2 separate regions of the Homo sapiens genome follow, and region 1 is linked to region 2. Evidence: chromatin loops called from intact Hi-C (ENCODE). Cell type or tissue: PC-9. All regions are shown on one strand. Each heading gives the region's core, and the rest is flanking DNA. Links, peaks and the distances in the headings are about the cores only. Region 1 overlaps SVOPL (SVOP like). Region 2 holds the start of LOC124901755 (a long non-coding RNA gene).

Region 1 (8,336 bases), core at 301-8,300, 95 kb after region 2:
TGTCTGTTTACAGCATGGTTTACTGAGTTTGTTTTTTTTTTTTTTTTTGAGACGGAGTCTCGCTCTGTCACCCAGACTGGAATGCTGTGGTGCAATCTTGGCTCAGTGCAACCTTCTCCTCCCAGGTTCAAGCGATTCTCCTGCCTCAGCCTCCCGAGTAGCTGGGACTACAGGCGGTTTACTATTTTAAGACTACTGTTGAGACCTACTTCTCGGAAAAAAAGGTTTTTTAAAATATTACTGCTCACCAGGCAAGATGGCTCACACCTGTCATCCCAACACTTTGGAAGGCTGAGGCAGGAGAATAGCCATGAGTTTCAGAAAAGCATGGTCAACATAGTGAGACCACATCTCCACACAACATAGTGAGACCACATTTTCACTTCCTGTTTCACTTCCTTTTTTTTTTTTTTTTTAAAAAAAAAAAGAATTCAGAGCCTGCTGGGTACAGTGGCTCATGCCTGTAATCCCAGCACTTTAGGAGGCCAAGGCGGGCAGATTGCTTGAGCTTAGGAGTTCGAGACCAGCCTAGGCAACATGGAGAAACCCCATCTCTACAAAAAATACAACAATCAGCTGGCGTAGTGATGCGCACCTGTAATCCCAGTTACTCAGGTGGCTGAGGTGGGAGGATCACTTGAGCCTGGGAGGCAGAGGTTGCAGTGAGCTGAGATCGCACCACTAAACTCCAGCCTGGGTGACAGAGCAAGACCCTGTCTCAAAAAAAAGAAAAGAAAAGAAAAATCAGAGCCAGCTGGGCACAGTGCCTCACGCCTGTAATCCCAGTACTTTGGGAGGCCGAGGCGGGTGGATCACCTGAGGTCAGGAGTTTGAGACCAGCCTGGCCAACATGGTGAAACCCCATCTCTACCAAAAATATAAAAAATTAGCTGGGCATGGTGGTGCACGTCTGTAATTCCAGCTACTTGGGAGGTTGAGGCAGGAGAATCACTTGAACCCAGGAGGCAGAGGTTGTAGTGAGCCAAGATGGCGCCATTCCACTCCATCCTGGGCAACAAGAGCGAAACTCCATTTCAAAAAATAAAATAAAAATATCAGAGCCTCACTTTTATCCTCCAAGGTGATATAAGCTACACACACGCACACACACACACACCCCTACACACACACTCTACAGTAATATATGTGCATATAAATGTATATATACTATTATATATATATTATACTAATATATTTACGTATAATTTACATATATGTACATGCAATATTAGTGTAATATATACTATATTTGTGTAATATAGATATATATTCATTTATTACTGTAATATATATTACAGGATTATATTCTTATGGATAAGCAACAAAAGTGATTTCTTGAGATGAAATCTACTCCTGGTGAAGAAGCTATGAACATTGTTGAAATTACAACAAAGAATTTAGAATATTCATAAACTTAGTTGATAAGGCAGTGGCACAGTTTGGGAGAATTGACTGCAATTTTGAAAGAGGTTCTCTACTGTGGGTCAAATGCTATCAAACAGCATTGCATCCTACAGAGAAATCTTTCAGGAAAAGAAGAAGTCCATTGATGTGGCAAACTTCATTGTTATCTTTTTTTAAGGAATTGCCACAGCCACCTCAATGTTCAGCAACCGCCACCCTGATCAGCCAGCAGCCATTAACACTGAGGCAAGAACTTCTACCAGCAAAAAGATTATGACTCTCTAAAGGCTCAGAAGATCATTAGAATTTATCAGCAATCAAGTATTTTAAAATTAAGGTGTGTACATTGCTTTTTAGGCATGATGCTACTGCACACTTACTAGACTTTAGTATAGTGTAAACATAACATTTACATGCACTGAGAAACCAAAAAGGTTGTGTGACTCACTTTATTCTGATACTCGCTTAATTGCAGCGAGCTGGTACCAAACCAGCAGTATTTCCAAGGTATGCCTATATGTACATCTTATCCCATAGGATGCCAAAGGCAGGTAGAACTCCTACGTTGCCTTACCTGAGACAAGGGTAACATATAGCCTCGGTATTTCGTGGGCAAAAATTCAGTCTTTATGATTAACCTAAACAGGAAGCAGGAAAAAGCATAATTTTGTTTTAAAAAACTAAATCATCTTTTAAAAAATAATCAGTTTTTCTTGTCACAGGGATAAAGAATTCAAAAGCATAGAAGTTGATTATATATCAGAAGAGAATTATGACAGCTAATATCCACATAAGAGAACAGTAAGAACGAAACTGACAATTGCTCCTGGGTTTACATCTTTACTCCCAATACTTTAAACCTTCTAACACTTAAGAAATATAAGCCTGGCCAGGTGTGGTGGCTCACACCTGTAATCTCTGCACTTTGGGAGGCCAAGGTGGGTGGATCACCTGAGGTCAGGAGTTCGAGACCAGCCTGGACAACATGGAAAAACCCCGTTTCTACTAAAAATACAAAATTAGCTGGGTGTGGTGGCGCATGCCTGTAGTCCCAGCTACTCAAGAGCCTGAGGCAGGAGAATCACCTGAGCCCAGGAGGTGGAGGTTGTGGTGAGCCAATATTGTGCCATTGCACTCCAGCAACAAGAGCGAAACTCCATGTTGAAAAGACAAAAAAAAAAAGAAATATAAGCCTTATCTGTTTTGCCAAGGGAAGCACTGGCAAAATGTTTTCCCAAGCCTGATTCCCTTTTCTTATTTGTTTATTTATTTATTTATTTATTTATTTATTTATTTATTTTAGAGACAAGGTCTGGCTGTCTCCCAGGTTGGAGTACAGTGGTTTGATCACAGCTCGCTGCAGCCTCAAACTCCTGGGCTCAAGAGATCTTCTCACCTCAGCCTCCCAAGTGGCTGGGATTACAGGTGCTCACCACCACACCCAGCTAATTTTTAAATTTTTTGTAGAGATGGGACCTTGCTGCATTGCCAATCCTGGCCTCAAGCAACTGTTGCACCTTGGTTTCCTAAAGGGCTGGGATTATAGGGGTGAGCCACTGCACTCAGCCTGATTCCCTTTTCTAAAACACATTGGGAAATTAAAATACACCTGAGAGAAGGTAAATAGTTCTCTCAATTCATGAGGACAGTCAAGGCACAAGTTTCTAATTAAGTACATATTTTCTTCTGAATATAAGAATAAATAGAAACATATTCCATCAGTTTTCTAATTGCTCTTCTCTGTTGCTGTTGTTAGCCAGAATTTGGGGATTTTTAACATATTTATTGAGCTGTTTCCTGGGGAATGTTTTATATTTTTACTTAGCTTCTACTCCTTTAGGGCTCCAAAGCTCAAAGCTTACTGTATGCCCCAGGGAAGAACAATTCTTTCTCTAACACATGAAGGCAGTAATTAGGTGCTTTGACATCTCCTAACATATTTTAAGAATAATCTCCTCCAAGGCACCAAGAAGAGAAGAGCCCAAGGGGTCCTGTGAATTCAAGGGGAGGGGAGTTCCTGCAACTGAGGGTTCCTCCCTATTTTAGGCCATTTAGGGTAATTTCTGGACATTGCCATGGCATTTGTAAGCTGTCCTGGCACCACTGGGAGTGTCTTTTGGCATGCTAATACATTATAATTAGAGTATAATAAGCAGTGAAGACAATCAGAGCTCGCTTTGGTCGCCATCTTGGTTTTAGTGGGTTTAGGCCAGTTTCTTTACCACATCTTGTTTTATCAGCGGGGTGTCTTGTGATGTGTATCTTGTGAAACCAGTCCTGCTGATCTCCTATCTCTTCCTGTGACTAGGAATGCCTAACCTCCTGGGAATGCAGCCCAGCAAGTCTCAGCTTCATTTTACCCAGCCCCTATTAAAGATGGAGTCACTCTAGTTCGATCCCATCTGACATATTCCCCCCCCTCCCTTTTACAAGAGGAGTCTTAAATCATAGGGTGATAGTACTCAAAAATAGTTACTCCTAAATGTTACAGGGGCTTATGGTCAAACTAAACTCTTCCAACAAATTCAAGAAATTAATAAATTATGTTTGGATTGACTTCAAAAATTTTTGTTTGTTTGTTTGTTTTTGTAGAGCGAGGGTCTCACTATGCTGTCCAGGCTGGTCTTGAACTCCTGGGCTGAAGGGATTTGCCTCAGTTTCCCAAAGTGCTCAGATTACAGATGCGAGCCACCACCACGCCCAGCCTGGGTTGACATTTTGTTACCTGACACTTGTTAGTATTTCCTGTAACAAAATATTGCACATCTCAAAAACAATGACTAGCCTTATGAACAAAAAAGCTAACACCTGCTTGATCTAGCACTCTGCTAGCCTCACCATCAAGCATCATTTTAAGGAGAAAACTGCTCCTGCTGGAGCATTAAATAAGCAGCTATCACTAAAAACCAAACAAAGCTTAAACTGAGTTTGCACAAGTGACATCTATAAATCTGTAACTTATTAATGCTGTAAACTAGAAATAAAATTTGAAGTGCCCCCCCGCCCCAACCCCAACCCCATTCATCTACCAACTACCACCATCTGAATGGATTCCCTCCTCAGCCAGGGCACTCTAAAATTTAACCTGAAAGACTGGTTCAGGCCACGACAGGAAGTGGGGTCGGACATGCCTCATTATATCCCTCTAGCATTAGCATCAACGCAGACCTTAAGTCTGGTGAGACACATTTACAATCTATTTTCTCTGAAGCTGGCTACCTGGAGGCTTCATTTGCATGATAAAACCTTGGTTGTGGAGACCAGAATGTCTTAACCTGGACATTCTTTTCTACTGATAACTCCTTCAACCAATGCCAATCAGAAAATGTTTAGATCAGCCAGGCACAGTGACTCACACCTATAATCCTAGCACTTAGGGAGGCCAAGGCGGGTGGATTACCTGAGGTCAAGAGTTCGAGACTAGCCTGGCCAACATGGCGAAACCCCGTCTCTACTAAAAATACAAAAAATTAGCCGGGCATGATGGCAGGCATCTGTAATCCCAGCTACTTGGAGGCTGAGGCAAAAGAATCGCTTGAACCCAGGAGGCGGAGGTTGCAGTGAACTGAGATTGTGCCATTGCACTCCAGCCTGAGCAACAGAGCCAGACTCTATCTCGAAAAAAAAAAAAAAAATTAATATGTTAACATCTACCTGTGGTCTGGAAGTCCCCCACCCTTTGAGTTGTCCTGCCCTTCCAGATGGAACCAATGTAAATCTTACATGTATTAATTGATGTGTTATGTCTCCCTAAAATATATAAAACAAGCTATACCCCAACTACCTTGGGCACATGTCCTCAGGGCCTCCTGAGGCTGTGTCACAGCCACATCCTTAACTTTGGCAAAAATAAACTTTCTAAATGGACTGAAACCTGTCTCAGATATGTTGGGTTCACAATGCTTTTGGTCTATTAAGCGCAGTGTGTGTGCATCAGGGCCTGCAGGGGTACACGTTTCTGTCTCAGGGTCCCCTGGGTAACATATTTACCCTTGCGAGTGGCCGGACACACCACAGCCCACCATCGTCCGCAGGAAGACAAACCAGATGTACGAAGGAGCAAACGAGGTCAGCAAGGAGAAATAGGCTCCCCACAGGAACGAGATGAGCAGAATCTGAAGCAACAGCAGAACACATGAATGGGACCTGCCTCAATGCGGGGAGGGAAGAAGCCCTAACTTCTGAAGGCGATTTTCGGTTTCCATCCTGATAGTTGCTTCTCTGAGGAGCTAACCTGTAGCAAGCCCACTGGTCTTTCACAATCATCCAACAATACAATCCATGCCATTCTACTGTCTGGAAGCCCAGACCTACCAAGTTCAGACCATTCTTTAAAACTACCATGCTGTGCCCACCCTCATGGGTGGCAGGTCCCTGAACTTGGACATCAAAAGGCAAAAACGTGTCCTCCCTACTCACAGGGCTGCTGGGGACGTAATGAGGCAGTATGTTGGGAGGAGTACAAGGAGAACATTTAAGGTATTTGCTTTTTCTTTAATTATAAGGATAAATTCATAGTAAACAATACAGAAGAAAAAAGAAAATTAAGAAATTGAAATCACCATTGATTGTCCAACCCAGAGAAGATAACTCTTAACACTGTTTTATCTTCTCTGTTTATGAGAGAAAACGAAGTGTTAATGGCTGGCTATAAATGTTCCAGTGGAAAGATGTACTTTCATACATGTAATATAATACATAAGACCTTGCTCTACTGTTGCAGTTTAAGTTGTTTCAGATCTTCTCATTATTAAAATAAGCTGCGATGATATCTGTACATAAGTCGTTATGCCCTCTCTGATATCTTTAGCAAGCTAGATTTCTGGAAGACAAATGTTCAGGTTAGCAGAATATTTTCAAGGTTCATGTTTCATACTGCCAGGCTGATGGTCAGAAAAATTATACCAATAGGGTTTAATAATATTATATAATAATAATGATATATTAACACCAACAGGGTGTTATATATAGTAAGGGTGTCTATATACTTGCAAGTCATGAAAATGTCCATTTCAACGGTGCAGGACTCTTTAAGGAAAAATTTCCTTACATATTTGATAAGGAAAAATTATATCTTGCTATGTATTTTGTTTTTGATAACTCCTGTACTTTAATGTTTTTTCAAAGTTTCTTGATAATTTGTATTTCTTTTATAAAATGCCTTTTTGTGCTTTTTTGAGATACTCGTGTTTTCAAATTTACAAGAATCTATGCTATTTATTTCATGTACTTTAAAACATACAGCCAATTCTACTAATGTTTTCCTTTGAGATTCCTCCATTTGTGTTTATGCTCAGAGAGGATTTCACCAGAAATCAAGCAAATAGAAAAGACAGACCTGGGTTTGTAATCAGAAGACATAATTTATGTCTTGATGTCTAATCTTAGTAGGCACGTGACTTTGAGCACGTAGCTAGTTTCAAAGCTATACCAACATGAGCAAAATGTGTAGCTGCTTATGTTTATACCTGCAAATGTCCACACTCTAATATGTTTTAACTCCGTACATCCATCAACTTGAGAGAGAAAAGCGGCTCAGAACAGTCTGAGGAATGTGAGGTATGCAGAATTTATCAGGTCCAGAGACACAGGAGCATGCGACTCCGGTCACATTCCCGCACCCATGCCCAGGGTAATTGTATTTCATTTTGTTTTTCTTACCTTCCCTGTAGTTTCCAGACTAGCTGATAAATTACCTAAAAGGTTACCGCAAGTTGCACAATGTGACGCTCATCCATTATCTCCATGTTTTTAGATTTTGTGACACCAAGAAAGATGTAGAATCAGCTGATAGCATACCTTATTTTAACGAACCAATGTAAATTATTAGTAAATAACTTAGGAAGTGCCCCCAAATTCTTTTCTCTCCTCCTTTAAAAAACCCACTTGTAACTGCTGCTAATCGGAGCATATATTCAGGGCAACTGGACTGTATGACTTCCGAGCTGCAATCCTCAATCTTGGTCCAAATAAACTCCCTACTTATATTAATTTCGTCTCTGTTTCTTCCTTTAGGTCAATATTTCTGGCATAGCTGGCAAGGTTCAGAGCAACACCACCCCTTACCCCCACAATTACCAATAGGCTCCTCTTGAACTTGCTGCATGAACCCACTGCGTTCCCCTAACTCCAGAGGTTTCACTGGGGGCAAAAGGGTGAGTCTTTCTGAATCTGGCCCTCCTTTCCTTTAGGTTGAGGTCTACAGTTTGGGTGGCTTCTTTATAAACTCTCTCATTTAAGAGCATGGGCTTCCATTTCTGTCCCTGGACGGGACATTCAGGCAAATGGCTCTGCAGAGAACTTCTGCTTTCTCTGCCTCTGCCTCATAGCAGCAGGTTTGGCTTAATGGTCTTGGCCATCCAGCACTAGTCATTTTACTTTTTCTTGTCCTAAAATTCCATCACAGGCTTTAAAACTTGCATCTGTTTCCTACTGATTGTAATTTGGACTTCTCTTTTCATTTGTGGCCAGTTCCTGCTAGTTTCAAACAGATAGGTGCCTGAGGGTGAGTTTTCTTGCCCCAAAATTAAGGGAGACTTGCTCCCTCCCAACCTACTTGGGTGCTCTGGGGGGTTAGAGACTTTATGGACACTCACTCATGACACATAGTCCTGAAAGAACAGCTTCTTCTGAGCTTGCTGTTGCAGCAGTGGACTAGTCATTTAAATGAAAACCAGAGGAAAAAACCTCCCAATAGGGCTGCTCTGAAGGGCTAAGGGGCCTTTTCCATTCCCCTTATTAACTCATTAGAAGCGAAGATATGGATAAATGGAGAACAGATGTGTGCCCCCACTGATATCAGACCTCTGTTCTCAACACCACCACAGTAAACTGGACGTGGTGGGGGCATCTAACCAACCCATGACTGCTTCTAAGTCCCAACCTTTAAAAGTTCAAATAGAGCCACTTAGCGGCCTTCCTTCCTTTAATCC
Region 2 (8,336 bases), core at 332-8,331:
CTGGCAACCTGGTCCCACCGTAGGATCAGCTGGGTCAGATGGTCTGGGTCCTGTTGGCTGGTCCACTTGTCTTGGGCTGCTGGTTTCAGCTGACTGTGGTGGATCCAAGGCACAGTTCCTGCAACTTTAACAGCAGTGGGAGTGGACAAGATTACAGTATGGGGCCCATCCTATATGGGTCCTAAAGTGGTTGGGTTCCATTTCTTAACCTAAACAGAGTCCCCAGGTCTAAAAGGGTGTGATGGGTCTGTTAGGCTTATGGGCATTCTTTCCTGTACCCAGCCATGGATTCTTTGCATGGCTTATCCCTAAAGCCTGCATTTGCCTTCTTAAGGTTAATTCCCCTAGTTCATGGAGGTCACCTTTAATTTGACCTATGATTGGGGATGGCCAACCGAACAAGATCTCATAGGGCAAATAGCCAGTTTGTTTGGTGGGGGTGCACCTGACTCAGAGGAGGACCATGGGCAGGACTTGATCCCATCTCAGATGAGTTTTTTGCCAATATTTCTTCAGTAGCTGTATAAGTGTCCAATTCATGTGTTCCACTTTTCCTGAACTCTGTGGCTTATAGGCTATGTGTAACTTCCATTTTATTTTTAACAGCCTTGCTAGATCTTGAGCTATTTCGGCTACAAATGCTGGACCATTGTCTGACCCTGGAGTCAAGGGCAGTCCAAATCTGGTGATAATGTCTCTTAACAATACTTTAGTCACTTCTCATGCTTTCTCTGTTCTGGTGGAGAAAGTCTCGACCCATCCTGAAAAGGTGCAGACAAGCACTAACATGTACGGATAGCCTCTGGCTCGGGGCAGCTCAGTGAAGTCCATTAGTAGGTTTTTACAGGGTGTGGCTCCTATTTACTGTATTCCTGGGGCCGAGTGGGCCCTTGCCGTGGGTTGTTCTGGGCACAAATTAGATATTGTTTGCAAACGGCTCGGGTGATGGCAGTGAGCCACAGCACATAGAAATGGTGTCCAAGTAGTCTTTCTAGTGCCGTTTTCCTTATTATATGAGTTCCTTGATGGAATTGTCTTACAAATTTGGGGGTCACTATTTCAGGGATGGCTAGCCTCTCATCAGAGAATTTCCACCATCGTTCTTCAATGTAATGTCCAGTCTGTTTGGCACACCAGGCCCTTTCATTTGGAGAGTAATTTGGGACCTCTGGGAGGAGAGGCAAAGCTAGGGCTTCCTTTTTACAATGCGGGGTAGTCATTCCTGCCTGTTTTGCCTCCATGTCTGCTTTTCTGTTTCCTTTGGCCTCTAGTGTTCCTGCCTTTTGATGCCTTTGCAGTGCATAACAGCCACTTTCTTTGGGGCCTATACAGCATCTAAGAGCTGTAGGAGTTCTTCCTCGTACTTTATTTCTTTGCCCCCAGCAGTTAAGGGTCCTCTTTCCTTATATATAGCTCCATGAACATGCAATGTGGCAAAGGCATATTTGGAGTCAGTATAAACATTGACTTTTTTTGTCTTTTGCTAGCAAAAGGGCTCTTGTCAGGGCTATTAGGTCTGCTTTTTGGGCTGATGTTCTGTGGGCAGAAACTGAGCCTCTACCACTGAGTCCAATGTTACTACTGCATACCCAGCCTGCCGGACCCCTTCCAATACAAAATTGCTTCCATCTGTAAAGTATTCAACATCTGGGTCCTTGAGGGGTTGGTGTGTAAGATCTTTCTGGCTTGAGGATACCTCGCCTACTCCATCTACACGGCAATGAAGGGGGCCTCCTGGTTCCAAATCAGTTGGGAGCAAGGTAGCCAGGTTTAGGGTATTTATGTGAGGATTTTTGCATAGGAGCCCTTGGTATTGAGTCATTCTTAGGTTTGATAATCAAGGATGCCATCTCTGATCCATTAAAGTTATAACCGAGTGCAGTACCTGGATGGTCAGTTGCTGCCCTAGAGTCAGTTGGTCAGCTTCCTGTGCTAATAGGGCTGTGGCAGCTAGTGCTTTGAGGCACAGAGGCCATCCTAGTGCCACAGAATCCAGTTGCTTGGATAATTATGCTACCGGGCCATGCCATGATCCTATGACCTGAATTAGGACCCCTATAGCAATTCCTTTTCACTCATGGACATATAGAAAGAAAGGCTTAGTTAGATCTGGCAATCCTACGGCTGGGGCCTGAGTTAGGGCTTCTTTGATCTGCTTAAATGCCTTCTCCTGGTCAGCCTCCCACAGGAGGGGCTCCTTTTCTCCCCTCTTTTGTGGCTTCATATAATGGCTTGGCCATAAATGAGAAATTTGGGATCCAGATACAGCAGAACCCTGCTGCCCCTAGGAATTCTCTTATTTGTCGCTGGGTGTTTGGAGTGGGGAGTGCACAAACAGCCTTCTTTCGCTCACTGCCAAGCCATTGTTCCCCTTGACTTACTTCAAAGCCTAAATATTGGACTCTCCTGGAGCAGATTTGAGCCTTCTTCCTGGACACCTTATACAGGAGATGGAGGAGGTCTTGGGTTCCTTGAAAGCAGTCTTCTTGGGTTGGGGCTGCCAAAAAAAGGTCATCTATATATTGCAGCAAGGTGCAGTTGTCATTTGGCGGGGTGTAGGCCTTGAGGTTTAAAGATTGTGGGAGATTTTTTGAATCCTTGTGGGAGTCTTGTCCAGGTGAACTGCGACTCGCCCCATTTGCGACTCTCAAAATGGGCTAATTGGTGCCAGGTGAAGACAGAAGAATGCATCTTTCAGGTCTAGGCAAGTAAACCAGGCAGCACTTGCTGGAATAAGTCCCATCAAAGTATATGGGTTTGGTACTATCGGGTGGATGTTTACTGTAGTGTGGTTCACAGCACACAAGTCCTGCACTGGCCTGTATTCTCCAGATGGCTTCTGTACTGGCAGGAGTGGGATGTTCCAGGGTGACTGGAATTTGACTACAAACATGATTCCATGTTAGTAGAGTCGCTCACTCTAAGTGTTTGTGAACACCTCATATGGCTTCCGGGAAAACCAGGTACTGGCAAACTAAACTGGGGTTGCCCCTGGTTTTAGCTCTACTACCACTGGCATCTAATCTTTAGCCAGCCCGGGTGGGTTATCTTCAGCCCATACTCCAGGAATTTTATTAAGTAGCCTCTATAATTCAAGTATTCCTGGTTTGTGAGACAGTTCTGGTGGCTTTTTTGTGTATAGCCTCCATTCCTCAGTTTGCAGGACGGTAAGGGTTAACACCATGGCCTTTGGGTCAGTCAGGTTTAGAGTCATATCCCCTTGTAGCCCAAAAGCAATCTGTGCTTGCAGTTTTCAGAGTAGGTCTCTCCCCAGCAGGGGAACTGGGCAATTTGGGAGGTACAGGAATTCATGTTGGACCTCTTGTCCTCCTATAACGAACCTCCTTGGCCAACAAAGTGGCCTCTTCTCTGAGACCCTGGTGACCCCTACAATAGTTGTATAGTTTTTGGATAGTGGTCCTATGGATCGGGTTACTACCAGCTATTCAGCCCCATTGTCCACCATAAAGTCCATTAGCTGGCCCCCCACTTCTAATGTGACCATGGGCTCCTGGGGGCCTAAGGAGAAGGAGCCTGGTCTGTCCTTGTCCTTATATTCTTCAGTCCCTGCCACCCCGATCAGGTCGGTATCTGGTTCCTTCAGGGTGCAGCAGCCTTTGACTGGTGGCATTTTTGTTTCATAGCCTCCGCCATTTTCTTCACTGCCCTCTGGACACTGATTTTTTCCAGTGTCCCTTTTAGCATCATGCACATTGGTGCTTATCTAACCTCAGCCGGCTTTTGAGCCTCTGTCTGGTTTGGCCCCATCTCCGTCTGTGCCCGTGTCCACATCCGCACCCTCTTGCAATGCTAGTTTCCCTTACCGTAAGGGTCACTGCTAACATATTGGCCTTTTTCCTAAGCCTCCGATCTGCTTCCTTTTTTGCCTCTTGGTCACGGTTAATATACATCTTGGTGGCCACTCCTATAAGTTGGGTGGCATTCATGCCTGCGAAATTTTTTAGCTTTTGCATCTTCCACCTGATGTCACCCTGGGCTTGTCCTGCAAATGCCGTGTTCACTGTGCACTGATTTTCAGAGGCCTCAGGGTCAAACGGAGTGTAAAGCTGGAATGCCTCACAGAGTCTCTCATAAAACTGGCTAGGGCTCTCATCAGCTCCTTGAAGAACTTCTGAGATATTTCCTATATTGATTGCCTTTTTCCTGCCTTCCTTTAGCCCTTGCAAGAGTGCTTCTCGGTACCTCTGTAGGTACTGTAATTGGACTGCATGATTTGAATCCCAGTGGGGGTCTGCTTCTGGAAACTGGCCCTGAGTGTATGCCTGAACGTTAAGTGTGCCTTCAGGTGCACTGGCTTCTAGGCAGCAGAGAGCTGCCTGGATTACCCTCCAGCACTCCTCAGTGTTAAACAGTGTCAAGAGGAGCTGCCTACAGTCTGGCCACGTAGGATTGTGTGTCTGGAAGATGGATTGCATTAAATCTATGAGGGCCTGGGTCTTCTCCATGTAGGAGGGGGTATGGTGTTTCCAGTTTAGGAGATCAGTGGTTGTAAAAGGCTGGTAGATGAAGTTCCGTTGCCCCCCTTGGACTTGACCCTGTTCATCATAATAGATGGGTCCCCGTGTCTCCCTAAGAGGCATTTGCATAGCCCAAGCATGACCAGATTGGAGGCAGCCCACTTGATCATCTTATCTTTCTTCCCTGACCTCCTGGGGCTCCGATCTTTCCTTTTGGGGTGAGTCTTGGAGCATGTTACCATCTGAATCTGACTCCTTGGGGGCCGTTGGCCTCAGTAAATGGGGGTAGATTGGAATATATGGAAGAGGAATTTCTATCTCCTCTGGCAGTTCCTGCAAAACTGGTTTCTCTTGCCCTTCCCATGACTTTTTCTTTGTCTCCGTATTTGCCAGCAAAGCTGATTTTACTTTCACTTTAGGCTCGGTCTGAGCCACAAGCATTTTGCAGTAAGCTGCCAGGCAGGGCTGCAACCATGCAGGTCAAGTTTGAACTACATTTAGCCATGAGTCAATATAAGGGAATTGGTCTGGGTGCCCTGGCTGTCCTTCGACCCCAATCACCACCTTAAATACATGGCCAATTGTTTCCCTATCTGTGGTTCCTTTGGCTGGCCATCCGACACTAAAAGAGGGCCATTCTATTTCACAGAGTTCTCAACCTCTGAGGGGTCAACTTCATCCCGTAATCCCCTGCATAACCTTTCTTAAAATTCTTTAACATACATTGTAATGGGGTGGGTTTTGACGACTTCCCTCTCATTTCCTCCCAGTTACAGCGCAACACACTCACTCTCACTTTCACTTCGGACCGATTAGACCGTCCCCCTCGCAGGAGTATTTCAGATGCCACTTAGCATTGGAGGCTCTGTTTTGACCCCCACAATTACTAAATTGTGGGGCACCTCCCTAAGCCATATGTGGAACACTGTTAGTCCCGGTCAGTCCCATGGTTCTCTCAGAGTGTATGGTCTACGCTAAGAGAACTGCGGCCCCCACACATCACTCCCCGCATTGGTTCCTCCTGGAACCGCCTCTTTCACATGCACTCACACACTTCCCCGCTCCCAGTTCCTCTTTCTCAACTGACTCTGCAAGCCACTCTCATGTCCTGGGTTGGTTGGGGTGTGAGCTTGTGAGCTTCCCTGACTTTGCAAGCCACTCTCACGTCCTGTGTTTGACCACTAGTTACACCCCGGGAGGTGATCAGGCTCCCCTTCCATTCTTATGGGACAGGTCCTGCCTCGGGCTCAAACCTTACCACAATCCTGTAGTGCACTGTTCCTGGAATCATCCTGTTCCTGCTTAGGTTCCATTGTGCTGTCAGGTAGGGTCAAGGGAGAGCTGATCACCCCTCTGGGTTGAAGTTCTCCCAGTGGCGCCTGGGGTCACAGGTCTCTCCCGGCCTGGGGCTCCAGTCTCACAGGCGAAGAGACAGTAAACCTTTCGTCTCCAATCCCGGGCGAGCCCCCAGAAAATGTTTCAGGAATCAGAGGACTGGAGAGACCAATAGGTAGAAGAGGAGGATTTTATTTAAGTGGCCACTGGCCCAACGGATTCACATCCAAAGGCTAGGCCCTGAACAAAGACAGGGCTTGACTTTTATACACACTTCTGAAAGGGGGTTGGCTAGTTTAAATGGCGTGGTGGGAATCTAATGGCATGAAATTCATGGTGTAGGCAAGCAGGCTTACAGAAGCAGAACAAAGGCAGTTAATCAGTGACAGGTTTCATAATCCTTAGCATAGCTTGTGACCTTGCAGCTGCATTGAAGGAAAAACAGGAACTTACAAAACTTGGAAATTGAGTAATGGTAAGGGGGATGAGGAGATAGTAAAGGAATTTGATTTGCTTAAGCTTGCTCTGAGGGGGTGTTGGGAGAGTCTCTGGAGCTCCTTCCTTTGGGCTCTGGCTTTCCAGATAGTTTTATCAAAGCTTTGCCAGGGCCCTGCATATTGCTGGCCTTGGAGTGAGTCAGCTAAGTACAGGGAAACTTGTTTTTCTCTTTTTTATTTCTGCTTCAGCCTCATTTGTGATTCCTTCACCCAGCCTTCCTGTAATCAACCAGGGTTGTTCTTGGAGACTTTGCTTTGAAAATATGTTTTCTGGCCAGGCACAGTGGCTCAAGCCTGTAATCCCAGGACTTTGGGAGGCTGAGGTGGGCTGATCACTTGAGGTCAGGAGTTCGAAACCAGCCTGACCAACATGGCAAAACCCCATCTCTACTAAAAATACAAAAATTAGCCAGGTGTGGTGGGGCATTCCTGTAATTCCAGCCACTTGGGAGGCTGAGGCAGGAGAATCACTTGAACCCAGGAGGCAGAGGTTGCAGTGAGCCAAGATCGGAACAAGACTCCATCTCAAAAAACAAACAAACAAACAAACAAAAAACAGAAAATGTTTTCTTCTATGGAGACTCATCCTCTAAGTTGTAATTACTCAGTATCTTAACAGCCAGCTAAGCACCCGAACATGTTTTGGTAATGATATGGCAGACTAGATTTGGATTAAAGCCTTGGTGTGCTGCTTGGTGTTAGCTGTGTGACTTTTTTCAAATTATGTTTTCAAACTTTTAGTTTCCTAATTTGCAAAACAAAGGTAATAATACCTACTTCATAAGACTCAATAACATAATAATATGTAAAATGCCTGCCAGGGCTCAATAAGATCTAAAACTTACTAAGTGTTACTAATATCAACTATTTTCATTATTAACGATTTGTTCATTTTGAGTACACCCACTGAGCCAGATTACTTGTTCAAATCCCAGCTCCATGCCTTATTGTCTTTGTTAATCTTGAGCAAGTTACTAAATTTTCTGTGCTTTATTTTAGCTTTCTTATCTATAAAATAGAAATAATCTGTGCTTTATAATAATATTGCTAAGAATAAATTAGTGAATACATGTGAAGCATTTAAAGCAGTACCTGGCATTTAATAACTGCTCAATAAGTGTTAGCAGTTATTATTCTACCATCACTTTATTTTTAGGAGGTTTCAAAAGGGTAGTTCTTTGTGAAAGATAATTGTGAAGGACTTAGAAGGATACCAAAGACACATTTTATTTACTTCCCAACATGGCCTAGGTCCAATTCTGGTACAATCTACTTACAAAATCTAGGTGGCAATCCCTCTCCCAAGGTTCTTTCCTAGTAAGGTTCTTTTAAAAAAGTTGTTTACACAAATTCTGAAAGTCTGCCCATCCCCCACCCCTCATTCCCTTATGTAAATCTTAATAATTGATTGATCTGTGGCAGAGTTCTATTTTTCTGTAAAAGTTTTATAAGATAGAGATTTATAATTTGTTTTTCAGAAGAAGATTGTTACTAAATTGGTTTAATTTCTTTTTTCTAGCAACCGCCTCCACGTTTGATAAACTTTCAGAATCACAGCCCCAAACCCAATGGACCAGTTCTTCCTCCTCATCCTCAACAACTGAGATATCCACCAAACCAGAACATACCACGACAAGCAATAAAGCCAAACCCCCTACAGATGGCTTTCTTGGCTCAACAAGCCATAAAACAGGTATATATCTACCTTCTTTTCTCAATTGCTTTTTCTGCTGCTTTCTACTTTCAAATCACAAAGAATTTACAGATTAAGCAACAGGTTATAAAGAGCCAAGAGCAAGCCTTCTTTTTCATTTTTTAAATAAATGTGAATTGCAAAGTTTGATGCTTTTTATCAGTAAGAGAAATTAAACCACTTATGTAGAAGTGATGGCCCAATATAATCAATGACCATAGGTATTAATTTTTATAATATGGTATGGATAACTTTTAGGTGAGTATATTAAATTTCCTAAGATAAAAGTATTCTAACAAATACAAGTTACATTCCACAAAATAGAACAATAAA

What was found. A loop is a pair of places that touch in the nucleus more often than their neighbours do. Peaks named below come from ENCODE experiments on the same cell type or tissue, not always from the same donor. Only the 100,000 strongest peaks of a DNase experiment are listed, where the experiment ranks them.
Region 1: it touches region 2 in a loop (6-fold over the local background); 2 of 110 quality-filtered maps call a loop at or near these places.

What each region holds. Positions count from the first base shown.
Region 1 is chr7:138,654,470-138,662,805 of GRCh38, forward strand. It overlaps SVOPL (SVOP like), which reads right to left. Exons shown (of 16, transcript NM_001139456.2): 6 at 5,395-5,519; 7 at 1,979-2,042. Among named protein-coding and RNA genes, the nearest start is that of SVOPL, 43 kb to the right of the region's middle. In PC-9, for the core only: no CTCF peak of the experiment used is centred there; DNase peaks (open chromatin) are centred at 3,702 and 4,652; H3K4me3 peaks cover 648 bases; H3K27ac peaks cover 1,962 bases.
Region 2 is chr7:138,559,652-138,567,987 of GRCh38, forward strand. It overlaps TRIM24 (tripartite motif containing 24), which reads left to right. Exons shown (of 19, transcript NM_015905.3): 10 at 7,830-8,003. LOC124901755 (a long non-coding RNA gene) reads right to left here and starts at 6,052. Exons shown (of 2, transcript XR_007060556.1): 1 at 5,737-6,052; 2 at 1-124. In PC-9, for the core only: no CTCF peak of the experiment used is centred there; DNase peaks (open chromatin) are centred at 4,890 and 6,169; H3K4me3 peaks cover 2,080 bases; H3K27ac peaks cover 1,515 bases.